Regions from separate parts of the Homo sapiens genome. Here regions 2 and 3 are each linked to region 1. The links are chromatin loops, found by intact Hi-C in ENCODE. Cell type or tissue: HepG2. All regions are shown on one strand.

Region 1 (8,000 bases):
TGGAGTAGTACTTCTTTTTAACCTCCTACCCAATATGTAAAAAGTAATATTTCATTTTACTTATCTAAATTTACCTGACATCCAAGGTAGAAAGGACAAGTAATTTCATTATTTTGGAATTTGAAACCAACTCTCCATGTTTATCTTCTTTGTGTCTTTCACAATTTTATAACTTTATAGCTTTTTTCCCTTTAACTTTTTTTATCTTTCCCGGAAAAAAAAAAAAAGACATTTTTTTGCCTGTATAGAAGCCATTCCATTTTCTTGACCATATGTTGCATTTCTCTGGATGTCCTCCAGCTCCAATTTGCCTTCCCAGCAAAGATGTGTTTTTTAAAAAGCAGTTGAATTACCACATGCTTTATTATTTTTCCTACATCATCAAGCACCAGTTTGTTGTGCTAACAGCTGTTAGTAAAGCCAAAAGTTAGTTAAGTAAGTAAATATTTTAGTTTCAGAATAGAAATGTTGACAGAGACATAAATTACTAATTTGCCAATCCTTCTGGGACACACACACACACATATAGCTAATTTTGTACACACCCACCCACTTTCAGAATTACCCATAGCAGCCAATGATTAATAAATTGGTAAATTATGAGTGTATTGACACACATATGTATACAAACACCCAATAAGACAAGAAAGTGTGCAAGTAAATTACAGGTGTGATATGGTATGGCTCTGTGTCCCCACCCAAATATCATCTCGAATTGTAATCCCCACGTATCGGGGGAGGGATCTGGTGGGAGGTGATTGGATCATGGGGGTGGTTCCTCCATGCTGTTCTTATGATAGTGAGTGAGTTCCCATGAGATGTGATGGTTTAAAGTGTTTGACAGTTCCTCTCTCTCTCTTGTCTCTCTCTCTCTCTCACCTGCTGCCATGTAAGATGTGCCTGCTTCCCCTTATGCCATGATTGTAAGTTTCCTGAGGCCTCCCAAAGCCATGCAGAATTGTGTCAATTAAACCTCTTTTCTTTGTAAATTTCCCAGTCTTGGGTATTTCTTTATAGCAGTGTGAAAACGGACTAATAAAAGGTGCCCACAATACTAGCTCTTTAAGCTAGAGAAAGCTCCCAAATGTCACCTGAACAGACCCATTTTCCTAAATTTGGCAACATGTGAAATATCCAAATCAAACTCTTGTCTTTCTTGTAAACTCAAAATTATTTATTAGGTATTGACTGAGGCCAACACTGTGTCAGGCATCAGAGGTAGAAAGATTCCAGCTATAAATTTAGGGAGACACTTGGGTTGCTGAGACACTGGGTTATGGAGAGAATTAACAGGGTAATAACTGTGATCTGCTTAGAAGAGGGCCAGGCACATAGTGTTATTGTTATTTCAAAGGGTCTGCTTTTTAACTTTTGTGTTTTGTAATCAGAAGAAAATAGAGTATTTAGAAATACCTAATGAGAAGGACAACACTAGAGGTATGGATAAAGTACTGTGGGTGCATCAAGGAAGGAACCACTGGGCCTGCCTGTGGGAGCCGGGAACTGTGTCAGAATGAAGATTAATTTGAGCCTCGAAAGATAGAGAAGGTAGAGGAACAGCAAATACTATCTAGACCCATTCTTGCTTCATTTTGAGGCAATTTCCTCTTGTTCAGGATTTTGGAGAGAGAGAAAACCCTGATAAGAGATGCCCTGATAATAACCCATCTTTTTTGAGGGATGGTAAATCACCCATAATAAAACTTTCAAACCATAACCTGTCCAGTTCCCTTTCTCTTTCCTTGGGGGATTTATTTTCATGTTTTTTTTCCCCTTTGTTTGGGGAAGAGGAAGACAGGAGGAGCCTTAGCAAAATGATCAAAATAATCACAGTGTGTCTTTGCCCAGTGCCCCTCGCCCCCACTCCCACCTCCAGGGGATTTCAGTGGGTGGGTTCTCCCTGTGCTCACTGAACCTGGGCTCCCATTTTTCAGTGAAAAAGGAACCTGTGAGCTCATTCTCACTGGGCTGTCCCAGGCTTACCATGCAGGGTCTGCATCCTAAAATGCAAGCTTTCTGGGAATGATGTCTTAATGCAGAGGTTCCTAGACCAGTAGAATTCCCCCCAGTTTTGGTAACCTCTGACAAAGTGATACCTTTTTATTTTGCTAAGTGAGAACATTAAAAAGAAAATGCATTCCCACCTAATATTACCCATGCTTTCTAAAAGAAAGCATATTTTAACAATAATAAAATAGTGGGAAAGGATTTCAAATACAGTTTTTAAAATGGAATATAATTGGTTTATGAAAAATCTACTACCTTTATTCAGCTGCTGACCTGTGATGGTCTGCATTAACTCAAAGGGATGCATACCTAATGGTCGCAAGTCAGACACCAGCAGGGACGGAGTGGGAACAAATTGAGGAAGAAGAAACAAATAGTCTTGGTTTTCTGTGTGTCCTTGGCATGGACGGGGTGCTGCCTCCAAGATCTCTGCATGCTCTGTAGCTCAGCTTTGTCAGCCTCCAGCATGTAACCGTTGTCAGAACTGGGCCTTGGTCTCCAGGATGGACAGCCCAAACCATCCGAGTCAGGAATTGACCTGTATGAATCTTTTGTCTCCTTAATTTGCTATCCTCATGGTTTCAAAACATGAAGTCAAAACACATGCTTGACCACAGCCCAAGCCTTAAAGAGCACATTAGTCCTGGTGCCTATTTAGGTTTAGAAACTTAATGCATCAGGTGAGGCTAATGTGCTTCAAATATTAGACTCTCAAGCAAGTGCTTTTCTCAAGGAAACTGTCCCCTTTGAGGTACCTGGCATTTCAAGCCAACTTGGGACACATCAAGTGTCAATAAAGTTTGATACATCATAGCAGCCATCCCAGCCTTCTATCAAAAGTGTCATAGTGCTACTAGCATTAGGAAATGAAATATGCAAAACCTGCATTTCTATTTTTGGTCATGCTCTGCAGCGTGCTTCCTAGAATAAATTGCCACTGCACAGCAGGATTCAAGGAAACAGTGCTGACAGCCTCACTCTCCTTGCATTGTGATGCACAGAGATCAGCAGGCTGCCGATTTGTGTCCTGAATGAAAAATGGATTCCAGGTAGAAGAACTGTGGCTCCTGACCATTTCCTGGATCTCGCTCAAGAGAATGTACACAAGTATTTATTTATAGCTGCTCAACTCCTTTTCAGACACACTCTAAATTTATTATTCCTGAAATCGAATGAGTTGTAATCACTGATTATGGAAACATTGAGCAATTTCAAGGCAGGCTGGGGAGGAAACTTTTGTCATCAGACTCTCCTGCATTACATCCTGCCTGGCAGTGACTTAACAATTTCATTGTCTGTATTTTCACACTTGTGAAATGGGGAAATACCACTTGTATTGCAGAATTATTATGAAGATTGGAAAGAATAACCAAACAGTGCAGGACACAGAGTAGGCCCTCAAGAAATAGTTTTGGTTTTCATTGTTAAGACTTGTTTAGGGAAGGGAAGTGAGCTCCTTTAGCAGTTCAAGGTTTCCCTCCCACTCTGGGACAGGGTGGTAGAGGTATGAGAGTAGAGACTGCTGAGAGAATATGGTCTCTTTCATTGTGCTCTGTTTTCTCCTTTTGGCCTCATGGGGAGGCATGGACGGGTGTCATCAAAGGGTGACTTGAGGAAGTAGGAGAGCAAATGGCTTCTCCCTGGTTCTCAGAAGTCTAGGTCCCTCACCTGGCTCTTATCCACAATGCCTGTGCTGTTGGTAATAGTTCACGTGCACATGTCTCCTCCAGTTAGGTTGAAAAAAATCCTGCTGGCTCGCACTCCAACATGGGCTGCTTTGTATGTCTCCCTGGCAAGGCACACAGCAAATATTGGTTGTTGCCTTTGGAGGCCAGGTTAGCACAAAGCAAATAGGGCTTGGGTGGGCTCAGGGACAACTAAAGGGGTTGGATGACTAACTCCCTTTTCTGTGACCATCCCTGCCTCTTGTTTACTCCACTGAAAAAGGGCGTAGGGAGGTCAGTTGCCGCTGCTGATCTGCACAAAGGTCAAAGGCAGAGCCACCGAAAGTAGTCTGCTCCTGTTTTTGAAGCTTTCTTCTGTGGGTAATATTGCACTTTGTAAACACTTGGTACTCAATAAATTCCAGCACACATATGGAAGCAATGGTGCCAACTAGCTGGATTGAAAGTACTCGATACCCAGTGTCCAGAGCATTGGCTAATGGAGAGGAAGAGGTTCCCTCCACTTCTGACTATGGGTGTGCGGCACAAGCCCCTGGCGGGCCTCACACACCCTACTTAGCACCTGTCAATCTCCTGTCCTCTGTGAAAGAGCCTGCATTTCTCCCTGTTGGGCCCGCCACTTCTCCAGGATTTTTTCAGTGCTGTCTGTCCAAGTCTTTCTTCTGCTGGAAGTGTGGGAATGGGAAGTCAGCTCTAGCCATGGCTACAAATAATTCACCTTTCCAGCAGCCTGCGGGTTTTCTTCTTACCGGTACAACAGTGAGTCTCATTCTCAGAATCTCTGAGGCCTGGCCAGTGAGGCCCCTATTCTTCTTCCCCTGGCAGAGGCCAGCTCTGATGGTGTCCCCACCCAAAGGGCAGACACCCATGTGATTTCAGTGGTTCGGAGGAATAGGAACGGAATGGAAGGGTGAGGTCTTTTCTGCTGAAGCTCAAAGCACTGTGGATACAGGCCCATATGCGTAGCCTGAATCAGGGGCACTGAGTTCACTCTGCTCAGTTTGCTTATATGTTAGTTTATGGCAGCTGTGGTTGCAAATAGGATCAAATTGTGCAGTTTTTAATTCCGTGTAATGCTGCTGTGAAGATGGACTTAACTGCTTTTCAGTACAGTCATTATGACTCTCTTAACTTCCCTTACTCATGAAACCTAGCATGAGTCATGGCTGGAGAATCTCACTCCACCCCACGGCCCCCACTGTCCCGAGAAGCAGAAAGGCTGGGTTCCTGGGGTTTTTCTTCCTGGCAGTAAACCCCCTCCTCCCTGCAGGACTGTTATAACTGATCCACAGTTAGAACATCAGGGAGCCCATAACCACGCAGGGCGGGGGTTTCTCCTTACCAGCTTGCTCCCCATGCAGCAGGGAAGCGGGTGTCTGCTGCAAATCTCCCCGTGTGGGGGGATGGGAAGAACAATGAGGCTGAACAGACACAAAGGGAGCTGTCCTGTGCCCAGACAGCCCCAGTGACATCTTCAGGCCCAGCCAGGATCCTCCCTTCCCAAAATGGAGCCTGTTTGCTCCCAGTATTAGTAGGGCTCTTTCGATTGCAAAGGACAAAAACTCCTCACTTAGGCTGCTATATTCGTTTGCTAGGGCTGTCTTAACAAAGTCCCACAGACTGGATGGCTCAAATATGGATTGTCTCACAGTTCTGGAGACTGGAAGGCCAAGATCAAGTTGTCTGCAGGGTTGATTCCTTCTGAGGCCTCTCTCCTCAGCTTGCAGAAGACTGTCTTCTCTGCAAATGCATGTGGTCCTCCATCTGCATATGTCTATGTCTTCCTCTTTTAAAAGGACACACTCCTGTTGGATTAGGCTCCACCCTCGTGACCTCATTTAACCGTAATTGCCTCTTTAAAGACCCTATCTCCACTTAAGGTCACATTCTGAGGGACTGGGGGTTAGGACTTCAACATGCCAGTTTTCTGGTGGGAGGACAAAATTACTTGGCTTCCCAGAGCAAAAGCCTGTTTAAGGATGTTGATGGCCTGGAGCTGAGCAAGGCCAATGTGGGGCAGCCCCAGACAGCTTTCCACTTCTGTCTCCACAGCCTTTCCATTCCCTCTGGTTGAAGTCAGGTGTTTCTGTTATATGCACTCCTAACACCCCTCTGTTTTCCACATGGATTTACCACCTCTGTATTTAAATAATGTGTTGTGAAGTCATTTGGTTAATGTCCATCTTCCTGGTTAGATGGAAGCATCAGGGCCGCTAGACGAGTCACCGTCTTCTTTGCAGCAACCCTAGTACTTGGCCCAGGCTGGGCACATAAAAGATGCTCAATTCATAGTTGCTGAATTGAAAGTCCTTTGCTCTTGGTGCTTCTGCTCCTCTGCCTCCTTACTGGCCAGTCAACCCCACAGTAGCCTTGATCCACTTGGCCAGCATTTCAGACAGTCACATTCCATTATTTCACTTCATATAATTTATACTACAGGGGAGATGATATTTCTTTTACACCCATCACTAGGTTCATGGCCAAAGCCCCTATAACAAACGACAGATTAACAAGAGAAAAGCAGACAAATGTATTCAATGTAAATTTTATGTGACACAGGAGCTTTCAGAAATAAAGAGCCAAAGAAACAGGGAAACCTGTGTATTTTTATGCTTAGGTTTGATGAAGTGTGGATATCCGGTCATGAAGAAGTATGACTGGAGGACAAAAAGTTTTGATCTAATGGGAATCAACAGGGAAGGGGGACTTGGCAAGGCCCATTTGCTCATATTCTCTGTGTCCCAGTGTCTTCAGAGATAAGGACATTCATTTCCTCTGGATATAGGGAAGGCATCTTTCAAACGGTGGTCTTATGACCTTCTTCAAGGGAGAGAGATGGGAGAAAGTCTGACGGTGACTTTCCTGCTTCTGCTGTTTCCTCAAATACCAAGGTGCCGTACTTTCGTGTAGTGTGTCCTGACCCCCATCAGTACTGTAGTGTACTTAATATTCTCCTTTACAAATAATTCATGCTTTTACTTAAATAACAGATTTCAGAAGGAAATATTGTATCATAGGTTTGACATCCTGCTTATATTTAAAAATTAAAAGTTGTTAAAACAATCACATAGCTATTAAAATACATGTTTGTGTAACTGTTAAAGTTATCTCCTCAGCTGCTTGTGGGCTGCCTGTCCTCAACAGGTCCTGGAGGGAGTTAGTCTACCTGGCTTAGCTAATGATCTCTCAGGTGGCATTGAATAGAATGCTCTTAGCTGCAAGTAATGGGAATCCCACTGATGCGGACTTAAAGAATTAGAACTTTGGGAGGCTGAGGCAGGTGGATCAGCCTGGGCAACATGGTGAAACCCCATCTCTACCAAAAAATATATATATATATATATGTTATATATTATATTTTATACTTAGTGTATTATATCTAATTATATGTAATATATAATTATATTAATATAAATAATTTAATATTTAGCCTATTATATATACAATTAGAACACTGATTGTCTCACAGAACTGAAATATTGGAATAATGTGGTTTGAGGGCTGGTTGTTTTAGAGGCTATATTATCTCATCAAAGACTGACATTCTTTCTCCGTCTCAGTCCTGCGAGCATCAGGTTTGGCTTCATCTTCTGGGTAGTAGCAAGATGGCAGTAGCAGCAGTCATAGGCATCATATTGAGACACATTGTTCAGAGGAAGAAGACGGATTGTCATTCTGCTTTCAAAAAGCACCCAGCAGACTTCCCTATACATTTTTTTAAGTATTTATTTATTTATAGAGACAAGGTCTTGCTCCATCACCCAGGCCAGAGTGCAGTAGTGCGATCATAGCACACTGCAGCCTTGAACTCTAGGACACAAGCAATCCTCCCCCCTCAGTCTCCTCAGTAGATAGTCCTATAGGTATGCACCACCACACCTGGCTTATTTTTTTATTTTTTATAGAGATGGGATCTTGCTCTGTTGTCCAGACTGGTCTTGAACTCCTGGCCTCAAGCAATTCTCCCACTTGGCCTCCCAAAATGTTGGGAATACAGGCATGAGCCACTGCACCTGGACTCCCTGTAAATTTCTTTGGCCAGAATTGGGTCACACACTCACTCCTGAATTGGAAAGGGAAATGAAGTGACTATGCAGGTCCTCTGGGGTGAAAACCATGCTGGAGTGGAGGCTGCGATGCCCACCACACACATCAGTGGCCAGCCTATGGATAGATTGCAATTAAGGTGCCCTCTGCTGGTGCATACAGGGGTTATCCCCAGCCCCAAACCCGCTGAGGCCAAAGGCCAACTTTGACCTGGCATGGCAGGTGCCAGGACTGACACATCTGTGCTCTCCTCAGGCAACA
Region 2 (8,000 bases), 60 kb before region 1:
CTACATTTATTGTAATGCCTTATAAACCATCTGCTCAGATTTTTACCTGTGAGCACAGTTTAATCTACAGTGGGGCAATGAAGAATACTCTGTATGCTTTTTTAAATACTCTTTTTAATTGGCATGTTTATTTTATTATTTATTTATTTATTTATTTTGAGACAGAGTTTTGCTCTGTCACCCAGGGTGGAGTGCAGTGGCACGATCTCAGTTCACTGTGACTTACATCTCCTGGGTTCAAGCAATTCTCCTGACTCAGCCTCCCAAGTAGCTGGGATTTCAGGTGCATGCTAATTTTTTTTTTTTTTTTTTGTATTTTTAGTAGAGATGGTGTTTCACCATGTTAGCCAGGCAAGTCTTGAACTCCTGACCTCAAGTGATCCACCCACCTCGGCCTCCCAAAGTGCTGGGATTACAGGCGTGAGCCACCGTGCCCAGCCACCATATTTATTTTAGATTCTCTGAATGTTATCTTTTAAAATACATAGTGGTTAGGAAAAGGAAACGTATATATATTAACCCAGAATTTTGGAAGGATACCAGTTTTTCATTTATTATTCTTGTCAATATGTGTTTGTAAATATGTATAGCATTTATATCATATTTTTTAAAAATCAGTTCAGGAACTATTATTTTCTTATATTCTTTGAATAATATAAACTAAAACCTATATTTTATCTGTTCTCCCAGATCTGTATTTTCATTAAAAAAATTTAACCTAAATTTTTGCCCCCTCTAAAATATTTTGCAATTTTAAAAATAAATTATATCTGTCTCAGAATGATACCATCAAGATGGATTTACCTTTTTTTGGTAAATTTACTTTTTTTTTGGTGTATTTTAGAGCACAAGCGGATTACCATTCGTTCTAAAAGTTCTATCTTAAGTACAGATTAGTATTCTAAGCAACGTTTTAATACGTCGGTAATCCAGTTAGACAACTTTTTTTTTTAAGAGACAGAATCTCACTCTCTCCAGTCACCCAGACTGGAGTGCAGTGGCATGATCATAGCTCACTGCAGACTCAAACTGCCGGGCTTAGGTGATTCTTCTGCCTCAGCTTCCTGAATCACTAGAACTACAGCTGCATACCACCACGCCTGGATAATTTTTTTTTTTTTTTTTTTGAGATGGAGTCTCACTCTGTCACCCAGGCTGGAGTGCAGTGGCGCCATCTCGGCTCACTGCAAGCTCCGCCTCCCAGGTTCACAGCATTCTCTTGCCTCAGCCTCACGAGTAGCTGGAACCATAGGCACCCGCCACCACGCCTGGCTAATTTTTTGTATTTTTAGTAGAGACAGGGTTTGACCGTGTTAGCCAGGATGGTCTCGATCTCCAGACCTCATGATCCGCCCGCCTGGGCCTCCCAAAGTGCTGGGATTACAGGTGTGAGCCACCGCGCCTGGCCAGATAAATTTTTTTTTAAATGTTGGTAGAGACAGAGTCCCATTATGTTGCCCAGGCTAGCCTTGAACTCCTATGTTCAAGTGATCCTCCCACCTTGGCCTCCCAAAGTGCTGAGATTATAGGCGTGAGCCACTGCACTGGCCTGAAATAGAGAATTATTTAAATGGTTTTTAGTCAGAAGCTTTGCTTCTACTGAACACTATGTTAGGCATTTTAGGATGTGGAAATTTAACCTGGACACTAGTCTTAAGGATCTGTCAATCTAGTAGGGGAGATAAATTTCTTTTCAAACATGGAGAACAGTGTGTGCAATATATAAATAAGTATTGATATATTTGCTTCAGAATAAGAGTCTCAAGAGTTGAGAGGAGAGAAGGCTCACTGAGAGCTAGAGTAAAGAAGGATTTTAGAGGAAATACAACTTGAGTTGAGCCACAAAAGAAGCAAAGGGCTTAGAGCAGAGAGAAGGAAGGGAGGCCTTTTGTGCAAGTGAACAAATATTTTTAATACTTAGTCTCCTTTTTCCCTTTGTCATTCCAACCCCAAGACTTACCTTCTTACCAACCTAAGCAAGGACTTCCTGTTAATCTTTCCTCTCTGTTGTTGGGTCTCGTTTCACTCCCGTTCTGTACTTCTGCTTTGTGGGACATCATCTCTATCCACCCCATACCACCATACAGGCTTGGAGTTGGGATGGATCTTTGCAGAGAAATTAGCTGTAGTAACTGAACTGTCTATTAATATAAAATCAGGCTACTTCTTATTTTTTTCAAATTAATAAAAATTAATGATAATATTGCACTTTGGAGCATTGCTTTGAAATATTTTGATTTGAAAGCTTAAGAAATAACAACTGATAAATGAGGCAGCTCACATACAGAGTTTATCTAGGTACCTGGTGCACAGCAAGTCCTCAGTAAATGATTTTTTCTGCCAACACTACCACTGTTAGTTAGGGGAAAATATAAGAAACTGAATTTGGGCCTGTGCAGTGGCTCACGCCTGTAATCCCACACTTTGGGAGCCTGGGACAGGCGGATTACTTGAGCCTAGGAGTTTGAGACCAGCCTGGGCAACATGGCAAAATCTATTCTCTACAAAAAACACAAAAATTAGCTGGGTGTGATGGCCACACACCTGTAGTCCCAGGCACTCGGGAGGCTGAGGTGGAAGGATGGTTTGAGCCTGGGAGGTGGAGGTTGCAGTGAGCTGAGATTGTGTTACTGCACTCCAGGCTGGGTGACAGAGTGAGACCCTGTCTTAAAAAAAACAAGAAAAGAAACTGAATTTGGAGCAGTTTCACCCTCACCTCATCCTCATCGTTTTTTTTTGTTGTTGTTGTTTTTCTTTGAAAACCTATAAAGATAATGATGGTGAGATTATTGCTTTTGATTTTGTTATTTCCTTTTGGTAAGTTGACCGTTTCATTTTATGTCATATTGAAAACTTACCTAGAAATGTCAAAGCAGCTTGTCTAGTTTATCCTTCTACAGTAATTTTTTTCTTGGTGAGGTTTTTAATTAAGAGTGATTCTTTAGTTCACTCATTAACTTAATCCTAAAAGTATATGTTTTCCTTATATTTGTTTTATCACTGTGTAAAATTTTGATTAAATTAGTCAAAATCCAAAACTAGGTAAATACCAAGTAGGAATAGAAATTGTGTTTACATATTGGTCTCCTACAAAGAACAAATACTTCCTTTATTCTTTCTTGTCCTTTTGTGCACTGGGATTCACCCTGGAGCAAACATTTACAGAGTAATTATGTGCCCTGAAACAACAGCAACAATGGTAATATTGACAGAGCCACAGCTATAGGTCTGATAACAGGATGGCCACAATTAAGAGTAAAAACATGAAACATTTTCATTGATTAATTCTGGGAAACAGCATCCCTCTGGATTTCTTTTAATGTTTTTTTTGTTTGTTTGTTTGTTTTTACCAGCTGGAGTTCCCTAGCTATATGCTCCTATTCCAGCCAGCTTTCTCCACATTAACCAAAAATAATTCAGATCTGTAAAAGTAAGGAGGGGCAGCACTTAATGTGTACATCAGAAATCCCTGAGCTCCTTCTGAGTATAAAGTCTGTACTTATTTCTTCCTGTGGCCTTTCCATAAACTGCTGTTAAATGTTTCTCTATTCACTAATACCTACTCTACAAATAACCATATTCCTGTGTGACAGTCACTGAAAACATCATGTTCCTGTTTTGAGTTGCACTTAAAAAAAAATGCCTTGATGCTGTTGGAATTTTGAAAGTTGACACAGGAGTACCCTTAGTCTTTAATGGGGGAGATCTCTACTTAACACCCTGCAGTCTCCAACCGCCTCCCTACCACAGGTGACCATGTTAAATGTTGACCCCATTCTAACCGGGAAAAGTCACAGAAGCAGAGACTCTTCTATTAGCATCTTATTTAATTGAAATGATACTGACCTATTTCAATTCAGTTTCTTATTAATTTTATAAGAAATGATCTGAGTGCTGATTCTGTTTACTTTTTTAGGTAATAATTAAAAAATGGTCCATCCCTTGTCCTCTGACATTAAATTATGTAGAGAAAGGTTTCCAGGTAATAGCTTATATTTTCTTTTCAGTTTCTTCCTTTTTATTTTAACTAAAAAGAAAAGAAAGACTAATGATTCTTTTCTGATTGATGAAAAAGTAATGGCTATATTGCATTTTAGAACTTTGTTTTGAAATACTTTCATTTGAAAGCCTAGTAATAATAAATTCATCATTTTTATTGATATATTCTGAAATTTAATGGCTGTTGGTTTCTCTTTTTCCCCTCAATGCTCTTAAACAGATTTCAAATGTTACAGATGATTGTAAGCCAAAGCTCTTTCATTTCTCCAAAGAGGTGTGTAAGTTATTAACAGATACTTTTAGTTGATTTTTCACATTTCAAGTTTTAAGAGGTTTGTGTAACAGGGTCTCTTAGGTCTTTGTACCTGTGACTAATTAATTTTCATGAAAGTGCTAAGTATAGGATTGCCTACCAGAAGACTACTATTATTTAACACAGGGTGGCCTATTATGAAACAGCCACCTTTTTTTTTTTTTTTTTTTTTTTCCTGGTATGCCTTTGAATGGAGCCTGTTTTAAATGGGCCTCTGCCTGAAAGAACAGATTTACCGAATGTCTGGTCTGGCCAATAAGGTCCTCTGTGTATACCAACTTCCTGTTGCCCTCTGCACTTGTAAAGCTAAATAGCCAATTATATCAAAAACTCTTCCCCTGTGAGTAGAACCTTGGTCTGTAGCTAAACAGCCTCATCATTGGACTAGGGATTGAGCACTGCCAATATATCTTCTGGCCGACATTCCAAAGTTGAAATTCATGATGCCAGGAGTAGAGACTAGGAGACCAAGTCCCTTTGCCTTCCCTAAAAGCCATAGGATACTGGAAATGCCTGTAAGAGCCCCTGAGCATCAGCAGAGGAGACAAGAACTGTGACATGGATGGTCTCTGCTTTACCACTCTAGAAGAGCTCAAAGTCTTCCCTGTTGCTGCAGGCTTATTTGTCTATACTTTCTGACTCTGCTGAAATGCTATTTTGTATAGTTCCCAGATGCTAGAATCCCCCCTGCTCATGTAAAACTCTATTAGTGTAGAATGTTAGCTTGGTTACTCCACCATGCAGAATTTTCCTTTTTATCTCTAGTTTTTAAATGAGAAATATCTCTCTGGTCCCAAAAGGGAGATTACCACATCTTTTACATGGTAAAGACCTCCAGGTGCCGTAAAGATCTAGGTAGGATAATTGACAAGCCAGGAAACTGAGCAATATATGAAATGGAGAATTTGTGAATTAAACTCTCATTTTCCTAGTCCAGCCTCAGGAAACACTACAGCTTCCTCTCTCCTAACCCCCTTCAGATATTTTAAGACTCTAGGCATTATGTCCCAAGATAGGTCTTCATTTCTGGAATTTCTTTTGTTTAAGAGCCTGAAGTTAGTTAAGTGGAAATTTTTTTAGAGCAGAAAGGAGAAAATAGATCACCATCGTCTATTTGGTAAAGATGGTATTTTCACTTAAATGGTAACTTTTTTTGCTTTACTCTGACTCTTAAGTATTCTAATAATAAAAACAAAACAAAACCTTATATTTGTATATTACATTGGATCTCTTAAGAGTTTGTAGGTCTAGAATAAATGATATTCATTCCCATTGAAAGAGATCCTAATCAAAGATGCTGGCAATATTAAAATGTGATTAATATTTTCAGTATTCCCTTGGATTGAGTTCATGAAAGCAGGTTCAAGAGCATTAACTATTAGTGCTGCTTAGAGTAATAAGATACATTTAAATTGTGCGTACATTTAGAAGACAGAGAATTAAAAAAGAGCATTTCTAAAATGTTATTTTTATCTCATTTAAATATTATTTATCTTATGTAATTTTTAAAATCTTATCCAGATAATGTAGAAGTAGTGATTGTAGTAAAAGCAGCATGGTATGGGCAGCCAAATAAAAAATATTCTGGCTAGTACAGGCAAGCCCACTATCAAATAAAATATTTGCTGGATCACAAGTGTTTTTCTCTTTTAAAAAATTCTTATTTTATAAAGAGAAGACTCATTAAAGATGAAATAAATGTAATCAAATTGATTTTTTAAAGAACTGAGTTTGTTGTCAAATGAAATAATGGTTTCAGTAGAGTGGCATTTAATAATTTTGTCTCTTTAAAATTTTTTTCAGAGTGCTTATGCCTTACCAACCATGGCTTTTTCATTTCTCTGCCATACCTCAATATTGCCCATATACTGTGAACTTCAAAGGTACTGTAGAATCCTGGAATATTTTAAATATATTGTGTATCTTTTTACCTCTAAGGCTTTCGGATTGAATGACATCCTCTTTTATTAATCCTTTCCTCTCATCAGTGGATCCTAAGTGTTAGTTTAAAACAAAACAAACAAGAGTTAGTTCTGTCCAAGTTAAGAATGTTTCCTAGAAGTGTAATCTTTGAGGCTGGCCTGTAATCCCAGCACTTTGGGAGGCCGAGGCAGGCGGGTCACCTGAGGTCAGGAGTTCAAGACCAGCCTGGCCAACATGGTGAAACCCCGTCTCTACTAAAAATACAAAAAAAATAGCCGGACGTGGTGGCGGGCACCTGTAATCCCAGCTACTTGTGAGGCTGAGGCAGGAGAATCGCTTGAACCCAGGAGGTGGAGGTTACAGTGAGCCGAGATCACACTACTGTATTCCAGCCTGGGCGACAGAGCAAGACTCTGTCTCAAAAAAAAAAAAAGGAAGAAGTGTAATCTTTGTGTACTAATTTCGAATGAGGACTTCTAGTGTATAGTTATTGATGGAGTTGTTCTTGAATGAGGAATTCTCTCGACCAGCTTAGGACATACTTGTTTCTTTACATATAATTCAGATCACTTATTCTACCTTTGTCATTTTTGTCTTTTAGTCCTTCAAAGAAAAGAATGCAGAATGTTACCAATACAGCAATTGCTTTAAGTTTTCTCATTTATTTTATATCTGCACTCTTTGGGTACCTCACTTTTTATGGTAAGTACATTTTAAAATTATAGATGACAAAATAATAGTTACATAGATGGCCTCACGCCAATCTATAGACTTTACCTATGCCTTTTATTACTAAGTTAATTTGCTCAGATCACCAAATTACAATGCAGTACTGTGGTGGCTCTTGAGGCCTAAACAATTGGATTATCTTTCTTTTAGAAAGGTAGTTCAGGTTTAAGATTAATGACTTCTTATGAAAATTTTCTTAAACACTTAAGTAAAACTTCAGGCTTAGGGACATGATTCTTTCTATAAGAAAAAATGTGCAATTTTAATGATTCTGTTTTTCTTAAATTTTGAATTCAATATATTAGTCTAATTCAGAAGTGTGGGGGTTGGGTGAGTCAGTCATCTTAATTGCAAAAGAACAAGTTGAGAAAGGAAAGGGTTTTACACAGAACTATATCTGTATACTTAGATGTCAGACATCTCTGCCTTCAGATCTAATTATCACAGGATTCAGCAGATGTGCATTCTATGATGCACCATGACCTTCCTCCTTAATTATTTTTACAGGTTCTTTTAAATTTATGCAACAAAAATAAAATTGTGTTTTATTTCTTTTGCAAAAACTGTCTGCTTTGTATGTTGACTTTTTTTCCTCTTCTGATAAGAACCTCAAGAAAAAGTAAAGTTCTGTGTACACCATCAGGAAAAGCATTATTTCCAATGTGAGCATGGTGCCCTGCTAGAGACGCTACAAAGAAAGTTAAAACAGATTGTCAAGCTTTTCTGATCATCATTAATAAAACAAAATTACTTAAATATATAAACTTTATTTTTGGATGTTGGGTTTGTTAGTTTTTATACAGACTTGAACTCAATAAGACTTTTCTGTGTCAATAAGATACTGTAACAGGGTCTCTTGGGATCCAAAAATATTTTGTATAGTGGAATAGCTATATATTTCTTTTATTAAAATTGCTACCTGGCACAAACACTATTATATTTAGGGATCTTCAGCAATAAGAAAAAGTCCAAAAAAACTGACCTCCTTCTTCTCCCTATGGATAAATAGAACTATCTGGAAGAAACCTCAGATGGC
Region 3 (8,000 bases), 370 kb before region 1:
CTAGGGAAGAATTGTTCAAATTGGCAGTAAGGGAAAAGCAGCAGAGCCTCTTTGATGAAAATGTAAAATGTGAGCTTGGAGCTACTGGGAGCCATGTTTCTAAGGTTTTGGAGAAAGCTCCTTTGAAAACTAACCTGATGAGAAAGACAGAGGCAAGTGAAATGGGATAGCAGGTCTTCAAGTCCAGCCAGCTGCACTCCTGCTCTTCACATTGTTTGATATTGTGATCCAATAAATTCAACTTTTTGCCTAGGCCAGTTCAATCGGAGTTTCTGGTTCCTGAGGAAGTTCACAGCCAATAAAGGTGTCATGCCAACCCCTGTGCCAGGGGGCAGGCATTGTGATTAACAGACCTAGTAGAACCACATACATGTGGGGTGAGGGACTAAGGACTATTTCCCAAAAGAAGTGGAGTAGAGATGCTGTCCTTAGTAAAGGGAGAAAACAGTAAGTATCCTCTTCCGATGAGGAAAGCCCAACCTGGGTCCATAGCCTTGGGGCTGGAAAAGAAGGTCTGCATTTGAGAAACACTGTCCCATTCCCATAGAATCTACTGTTAACTGAGGTAGGAATGCTAGAGGATGAGCAGACTTGGGAAGAGAAATAAGGGCCTCAATTTTTCCACTTTTGGGATTCAGCTGTCTTCAGAAATGTATAGACCAATGGAACAGAACAGAGGCCTCAGAAATAACACCACACATCTACAACCATCTGATCTTTGACAAACCTGACAAAAACAAGAAATCGGGAAAGGATTCCCTATTTAATAAATGCTACTGGGAAAACTGGCTAGCCATATGTAGAAAGCTGAAACTTGATCCCTTCCTTACACCTTATACAAAAATTAATTCAAGATGGATTAAAGACTTAAATGTTAGACCTAAAATTATAAAAATCCTAGAAGAAAACCTAGGCAATATCATTCAGGACATAGGCATGGGCAAGGACTTCATGACTAAAACACCAAAAGCAATGGCAACAAAAGCTAAAATAGACAAATGGGATCTAATGAAACTAAAGAGCTTCTGCACAGCAAAAGAAACTACCATCAGAATGAACAGGCAACCTACAGACTGGGAGAAAATTTTTGGAATCTACTCATCTGACAAAGGGCTAATATCCAGAATCTACAAAGAACTTAAACAAATTTACAAGAAAAAAGTCAAACAACCCCATCAAAAAGTGGACAAAGGATATGAACAGACACTTTTCCAAAGAAGAGATTTATGCAGCCAACAGACACATGAAACAATGCTCATCATCACTGGTCATCAGAGAAATGCAAATCAAAACCACAATGAGATACCACCTCACACCAGTTAGAATGGTGATCATTAAAAAGTCAGGAAACAACAGGTGCTGGAGAGGATATGGAGAAATAGGAATGCTTTTACACTGTTCGTGGGAGTGTAAATAGTTCAGCCATTGTGGAAGACAGTGGGGCGATTCCTCAAAGATCTAGAACTAGAAATACCATTTGACCCAGCCATCCCATTACTGGGCATATACCCAAAGGATTATAAATCATGCTACTATAAAGACACATGCACATGTATGTTTATTGCAGCACTATTCACAATAGCAAAGACTTGGAACCAACCCAAATGTCCATCAGTGATAGACTGGATTAAGAAAATGTGGCACATATACACCATGGAATACTACGCAGCCATGAAAAAGGATGAGTTCATGTTCTTTGTAGCGACATGGATGAAACTGGAAACCATCATTCTGAGCAAACTATCACAAGGACAGAAAACCAAACACCGCATGTTCTCACTCATAGGTAGGAGTTGAACACTGAGAACACTTGGACATAGGGCAGGGAACATTACACACCGGGGCCTGACGTGGGGTGGGGAGATGGGGGAGGGATAGCATTAGGAGAAATACCTAATGTAAATGACGAGTTAATGGGTGCAGCAAACCAACACAACACATGTATACATATGTAACAAACCTGCATGTTGTGCACATGTACCCTATAACTTAAAGTATAATAATAAAAAACCTAAAAAAAATAAAGTAGTAAAACAAAAACAATACATAGGAAGCGTAAGTTTCATATGTATAGCATATAGAAAAATGCATAATTTTGAAGTTCAGAAAATGAAAAAAATTTGTTCTTAGTCAACAAAAATTCATAAAGAAAAAGAATTTGTAAACATATGAAGGTTCACCTTGGATGAACACGTTGGAAGGAACTTAAGCATGATTGAATTTTTGTGTTGAGACGAATGTGTTTTTAACCTTTCAAAATTATATGTTATGGTTGATAAATTATTTTCTCCTAAAAAAAAAAAGAAATGTAGGAAACTTGAGTTTGGTGGTTTTCTACATAGGCTGAGGTTCCATTTGAATTAGGAACCTGGTGCCGTCAGTGCTTTCCTCCTCAAAGCTCTCTGACCATTCCATGTTATTCATCCCCACCAGTGATAATGATGTACATTTCAGAGCTTCTGTAATGTATGAGGCATTGTATTAGGGCCTTTATGTATGTCTATGTCATGTAATTTAATCATTACAGCAATTTTATGAAGTGTATTATATGCAAGAAGGAAACAGGAACGGGAGGATTGGAAATTTGCTTCAAACACAGGTCTGACTGATGTAAAAGAAGGTTGGGCTCTTATTATTATATTGTCCCGCCTCTTTTAGATAATACTACTGCCAGTATCCTAATGCTACCATTAATAATGGCCAGCAGTTACTAAGCTCTTACTCTATGCTAGGTGTTTTAAATGAAGTATCTTTTATTCTTTACAAGTACTATCCTGAACTTAGAATTGGGAAAACTGAGGCTCAAGGTCATATAAATCATGTGATGAAGCCAGCACTTGAATTCAGCTCTCTTGGTACTAGAGACCAAATCTATAAGTGCTATTTTCTACTGTCTTTAGGTCCATAAGTAAAGCTTATCTGACAGATTTCCAAGTCAGCTGTTGCTACCATGCTTCCAAGTTAGTAGTTTCCCACCTAGGAAAAGGATAAAGCTTGTAGCATTGCTGCTTCTCACAATCTTTAGTGCTTTCTTTGCCTTAATCTTAAGTTTTGGGAGAAAGGAAAAGCAATTCACTTCGCAACGTGGTTGGGGTCTCATCTTCAAAGACGTAATTAAAACTGTCCTGGATAGCTGGGCATCATTACAGGCTCATGCCTGTAATCCCAGCACTTTGGGAGCCTGAGGTAGGAGGACTGCTTGAGCCCAGGAATTCAAGACCAGCCTGGGCAACATAGTGAGATCCCATTTCTTAAAAAAATAAAATAAAAAATTAGCTGGGACTGGTGGCTAGTGCCTGAGGTCCCAGCTACTTAGAAGGCTGAGGTGGGAGGATGACTTGAGCCCAGGAGTTCAAGGCTGCAATGAATTGTGATCGGGCCACTGCACTCTAGCCTGGGCAACAGAAGGAGATCCTGTTTCAAAACAAACAAACAAACACACAAAAATTGTCCTAGTGGCAATAAACTATAATGCCATCTGAGTGGATGACCTCAATGTAGTATTGGCTAAAAATTTTATTTGCACATATGACATATTCATTCTTTCACCAGAAGTTTCTTGTATGTTATCAGCTGAGCTTACATGACTATGCAGTTATAAAGAAGTATAAAGCACAGGCTATTAAATGGTCCAAAATATAAAGTACTAGAGTTGCCTTTGTTCTTGAAGAGCTTCACTCTGAATCATGTAACTGGTCTGGATGTGGTCTTTCAATAAGACAATAGCAGCAGCATAATAAGCCTCCGGGTCAGCATAGTAGCATAGTATTTGGTGTTACCTATTTTAGTAAGTTTATGTTTGGTTAACTCCTGTTGAGGAACAATATTATGATCAAAGAGATGATATGGTTTATTTATTAGATGAATCCTTGATGTCTTCATACTAATGTAAAGCTCTGTCACAGCCTGCTTTGATCTGCTGGTTCCTGGGTGTGGTATCCAGCTGTTTGTCAGCATCCCTCTCTATACCCATGGAAATCCCAACTGTATTTTTGGGTTTTGGGTTCCCTACCAGGTTCACTGTTTAAAAATGTGAATTGAATATTACTTTTTATTGAAAAGAACACAAGTTCTATGATGAGTTAAAATTACTATAAATGTTTATAGCTTATACTCATTGTATCAGATTATTTGAAAAATCTAGTTTGCATGTTCCCTTCTGATGGAGTTTGGGTCAGATGAAGGTGGTTACAAAAAATGTTTGACACTAAAAATTTTCACATTACACTATTGTTTGATAGTCATTCATTAATTCTTCACTTAGTCTACTTACTCATTAAGAATCAACAAATCTTTATTTTGGAGATGAATAAGATGTGTCCTTTACAGTGGGAAAGCTTATTATTTAATAGAGCTGTTTACAGACTTCAATTTGCCTTCTTGATAAATGTGATGAACATGGTTTACAATTTACAAAGATATTCAGGCTATCAGATCTTGGAATTGCAGAACTAAATTTTTCTGTATGTATTCTTATATGATTTTTTCCTAGGTATTTGGGGAAATAAATACTGTCTGATGGAGTAGATAGCTTTTTCATATTTTGTATCTGCGAATGCATATTATCAGCTGAGCTGACATGACTATGCAATTATAAAGAAGTATAAAGCACAGGCTATTAAATGGTCCAAAAGAAAGTAAGTACACCGCTCATAAATCTTTGAAATCATGGGAATGTTTCCAGACAGAACAAGATGGAATTTATCTTCCTAATTGTGACACAGTACCTTGAAAAATGCAACTGGGTGCGTGGAGATAAGGCTTTGTATAATTTGCCATTTTAAAAGTTCCCCTGTCAAATTCAAGGTATTAAGTTGCTTTATGGAAGGCTAAGACCAAGCCCTAGATGCAAGACCGGGGGAACTGACTGCCGGAACGTTTGTGTTGCAGCGCCTCGCCCCTTGCCGGTGCTCTTTCGCGAAGGGACCGTCTCTGCCAAGCGCCTGTTGGTAGGAACCTGCTTGGTCGCGTCTGAGGGGGCTTGTAGGTGGCTCTGGCTGAAACAGGCGCCTGCGAGAGTCTGTAGGAGGGAAACCGCCATGGACGATCAGGGTTGCCCTCGGTGTAAGACCACCAAATATCGGAACCCCTCCTTGAAGCTGATGGTGAATGTGTGCGGACACACTCTGTGAGTTGGGCGGCAGTGGATTCCCTGGGGGAGAGACGCGCTGGGTGGGAGGAGAGGACCGGGAGATGCTAGGCCTCGTCTTGGGAGCAAAGGGCGTTGTTAGTTTCAACACTGGGGAGGAAAATGGGAAAAGAAGGCGTTGTGACTTTAAATAGACTGTAGCCGCTAGCCCCGAGCGGCTCTGGCCTGCTTTGAACTGCGGGTTCTCAGTGTGGCATCCAGCAGTTTGTCAGGTTCCCCCTTCCATAGCCAATGAGTATCCCGACTGTATTTCCAGGCTTTGTGTTGTTTACTGGGCTCTGGACATCGCTGATTAAAAGCGTGGGGGATTGGAGTGTTTATTTCATATGAAATGTTTTTATTGAAAAAGTGCGAAAGTGCTATGAAAACTTAAAATTTGCTTGAGTATATACTGCTGCTATTTATTGTATGAGTTAATTAAAAAACCCTGTGTGTATGCCCACTTGTCCTGATGGAGTTCGGTTAGACTCCCATCACTAAAATGAAGAAAACCCGGACTGTAGGTAGTTAATTTTGAAGATATAATAATGGCTGGCATTTGAGTGCACATTTTGTGCCAGACAGTGTTCTAAGCGCCTTACCATGAATTATCTCAGTTCATTCCTACAACAGTCCCATGAAGTAGATACTGGTATTTCCATTTCACAGGGAAGGAAATCGAGACTGCTCAAGGTCCCTTATTAAGTGGGCCTTGAGAGAATTGGAACCCAGGAAGTCTGACTTTAGAACGCCCATTTTCAGGGGAAGGGGGCAGAAGGAGGGAGGTTGAGTTTGTGTATTTTGAAACAGGGATTGGTCAAAGTGTTTCTTGCCAGATTTCTTGTCAGATGTGGTTTAGTGAAGGTGGTTCTAGAAAGCACTTTGAGATAAAAAGGTGCCATGTAATGGCGAGCATATATTCCTGTAGTTTCTTTCAGGTTTATTGGAGGCAAAAAATAATGGATAATCTACAGTGTGTAGACAAGGTCTCCTCCCAACCCCCCAAGTGCTGACAAAAATGTAGAGCAATGACAGGGTCTTTAGGTAAGCATAAATTGCATGATTAGCTGTAGCTATAATTATTATATGGAATTTATTAGCTTACTTAACTTTTCTAATTGATCTTTATTTTCCTTTGCTTTACTCTGCAAAGAAGTATAGTAGAGCTGTGATTGAATGATTTAAGATTAGAAGTAAGGTAAAAGTAATCAAGAAGAATGCATGGAAAAGGGAATTCTACATGGAAAAACACTGTAGATAGACTGTTTTTAGAGAGATTTCGTTCAATTTCTCTCCATTTTTCTTTATCAGGTTTGTTATGGTGGAACAGGAAAGAGAGTTTGTTTTTTTTTTTGGGAAGGATACTAACTAAATGTAATTTACCAGAAGGATGCTAAATGTAATTTTCTGGCCTAGCAGCACTTAGCCATTCAGGGAAGATTATACGATTTCAGTAACATAAATGGCATTTTAATTGGGCAAGTATAAAATATTTATTTTAATTGAAATTGCTTTTGTTGTATCCTCAGCCCTTTTTGTTAAGATCTAAGAGTTAAGACTTTTGTCTAATTCATTCTGGTGTTGCATTTAATGTGGTTAATTTGCTAACCTGTTAGATAACAGGCTACATTTTACAGTCCTTTTTTGACTTGAAATGTGAACAAAATGAGTGAAAAGCTGTAGCGTATTGGCTGAGAGAACAAGCTTTGGAATGAGCCTGTCTGATTTCACATTCTTTACTCTTACCGGCTCTGTGGCCTTAGGGAAATGACTAACTCTTTGTTAGCCGTTCTTCTTGTTGGTACAATAGAGAAAATAGTGCTGCTTGTATCACGGTCCTTAAGTATTAAATAATATATGGAAAATATTTAGAGATATTTAGTATTCTGTCACATAATATTTGTTTACTATATATTGGCTATTTTATTATTATTATTCTTTGTGTGGCATGGGTGATAAGCAGAAATAAAATTAAAACAGGACTTATTTGGCCTGCTATGAAATACTTGCACAATAATGATTAGCTTTAAATGATTTCAGTACACTATGAAATGTGAAAATACAGCTTTAATTATAAGGACTCTGTTGTAATTTTCTTAATATGAACTCTTTAGCATGTTGTCTAATTAATCATCCTTTTAAAGAAGTACTTTAATCTAGGCTAACACACTGCTGTTTCTGAATGGAGGAGAGAACTCACTGATTTTTTTGGCAATCATTTAAAAAATTTAAAATTATATAAGCTATTAATAATAAAAGCAACGTAAGTTATTAAGTGAAAGGTAAAAATTTCTGTGGTTCACTTCTCCAGAGGTGACAACTTTTAGGTTGTTTGTGTATATTTTCGGATATTTTCTATGCATATACAAACATGGGTGTGTTTGGGTAGAAAACTTTTTCTTCCTTTAGCATAAACAGGAATATAGCATAAACATATATATATGTGTGTATATATATATATTTCCTTGCTTTTTTCATTATGTATATTGGATAATCTCTCTAGATCAATATGCATATGTTTTCCTCTTTTAACAATTTGATAGTAGTCCATTGTTCAAATATAATTTATTTACCCCAATTTTTAAAATTAATATTTAATTATCCAGTTTTTCCTTGGAGTAAGCATCCATAAATATGCATATATATGTACATATATGTCTTTGAGCATTTAGGCCAGTATATCATAAGATATAACAGGTAAAAATCACAAGGTAATGTCCAGTAGTAGAATTGTTGGGTCAGAGTTTGTGGCTTTTAAATTTGATAAATATGGCCCAGTTGTTCTCAAAAAAGATTATGTCAAGACAGGCATGGTTGTTCCTACCTGTAATCCTAGCTACTTGGGAGGCTGAGGAGGGAGGGTTCGAGACCA

The links. A loop is a pair of places that touch in the nucleus more often than their neighbours do. Peaks named below come from ENCODE experiments on the same cell type or tissue, not always from the same donor. Only the 100,000 strongest peaks of a DNase experiment are listed, where the experiment ranks them.
Region 2: a loop joins it to region 1, with 9 times the contacts of the local background. A loop is called at or near these places in 2 of 110 quality-filtered maps.
Region 3: a loop joins it to region 1, with 6 times the contacts of the local background. A loop is called at or near these places in 5 of 110 quality-filtered maps.

The regions. Positions count from the first base shown.
Region 1 is chr14:61,099,085-61,107,084 of GRCh38, forward strand. No RefSeq gene overlaps it. Among named protein-coding and RNA genes, the nearest start is that of SLC38A6, 120 kb to the left of the region's middle. RefSeq lists enhancers at 2,086-3,002, 4,266-5,465, 4,835-5,749. In HepG2, a CTCF peak has its summit at 7,889 (motif pointing left); DNase peaks (open chromatin) are centred at 3,857 and 4,857; H3K4me3 peaks cover 800 bases.
Region 2 is chr14:61,039,231-61,047,230 of GRCh38, forward strand. It overlaps SLC38A6 (solute carrier family 38 member 6), which reads left to right. Exons shown (of 16, transcript NM_153811.3): 9 at 3,917-3,982; 10 at 4,220-4,273; 11 at 6,116-6,195; 12 at 6,837-6,937. LOC101927756 (a long non-coding RNA gene) reads right to left here. Exons shown (of 5, transcript XR_943921.2): 2 at 6,244-6,306; 3 at 1,961-2,106. Among named protein-coding and RNA genes, the nearest start is that of SLC38A6, 62 kb to the left of the region's middle. In HepG2, no CTCF peak of the experiment used is centred here; a DNase peak (open chromatin) is centred at 3,161.
Region 3 is chr14:60,729,824-60,737,823 of GRCh38, forward strand. MNAT1 (MNAT1 component of CDK activating kinase) reads left to right here and starts at 4,938. Exons shown (of 8, transcript NM_002431.4): 1 at 4,938-5,128. The coding sequence starts at 5,040. RefSeq lists enhancers at 4,952-5,051, 5,162-5,231. In HepG2, no CTCF peak of the experiment used is centred here; DNase peaks (open chromatin) are centred at 4,938, 5,228 and 6,858; H3K4me3 peaks cover 2,698 bases.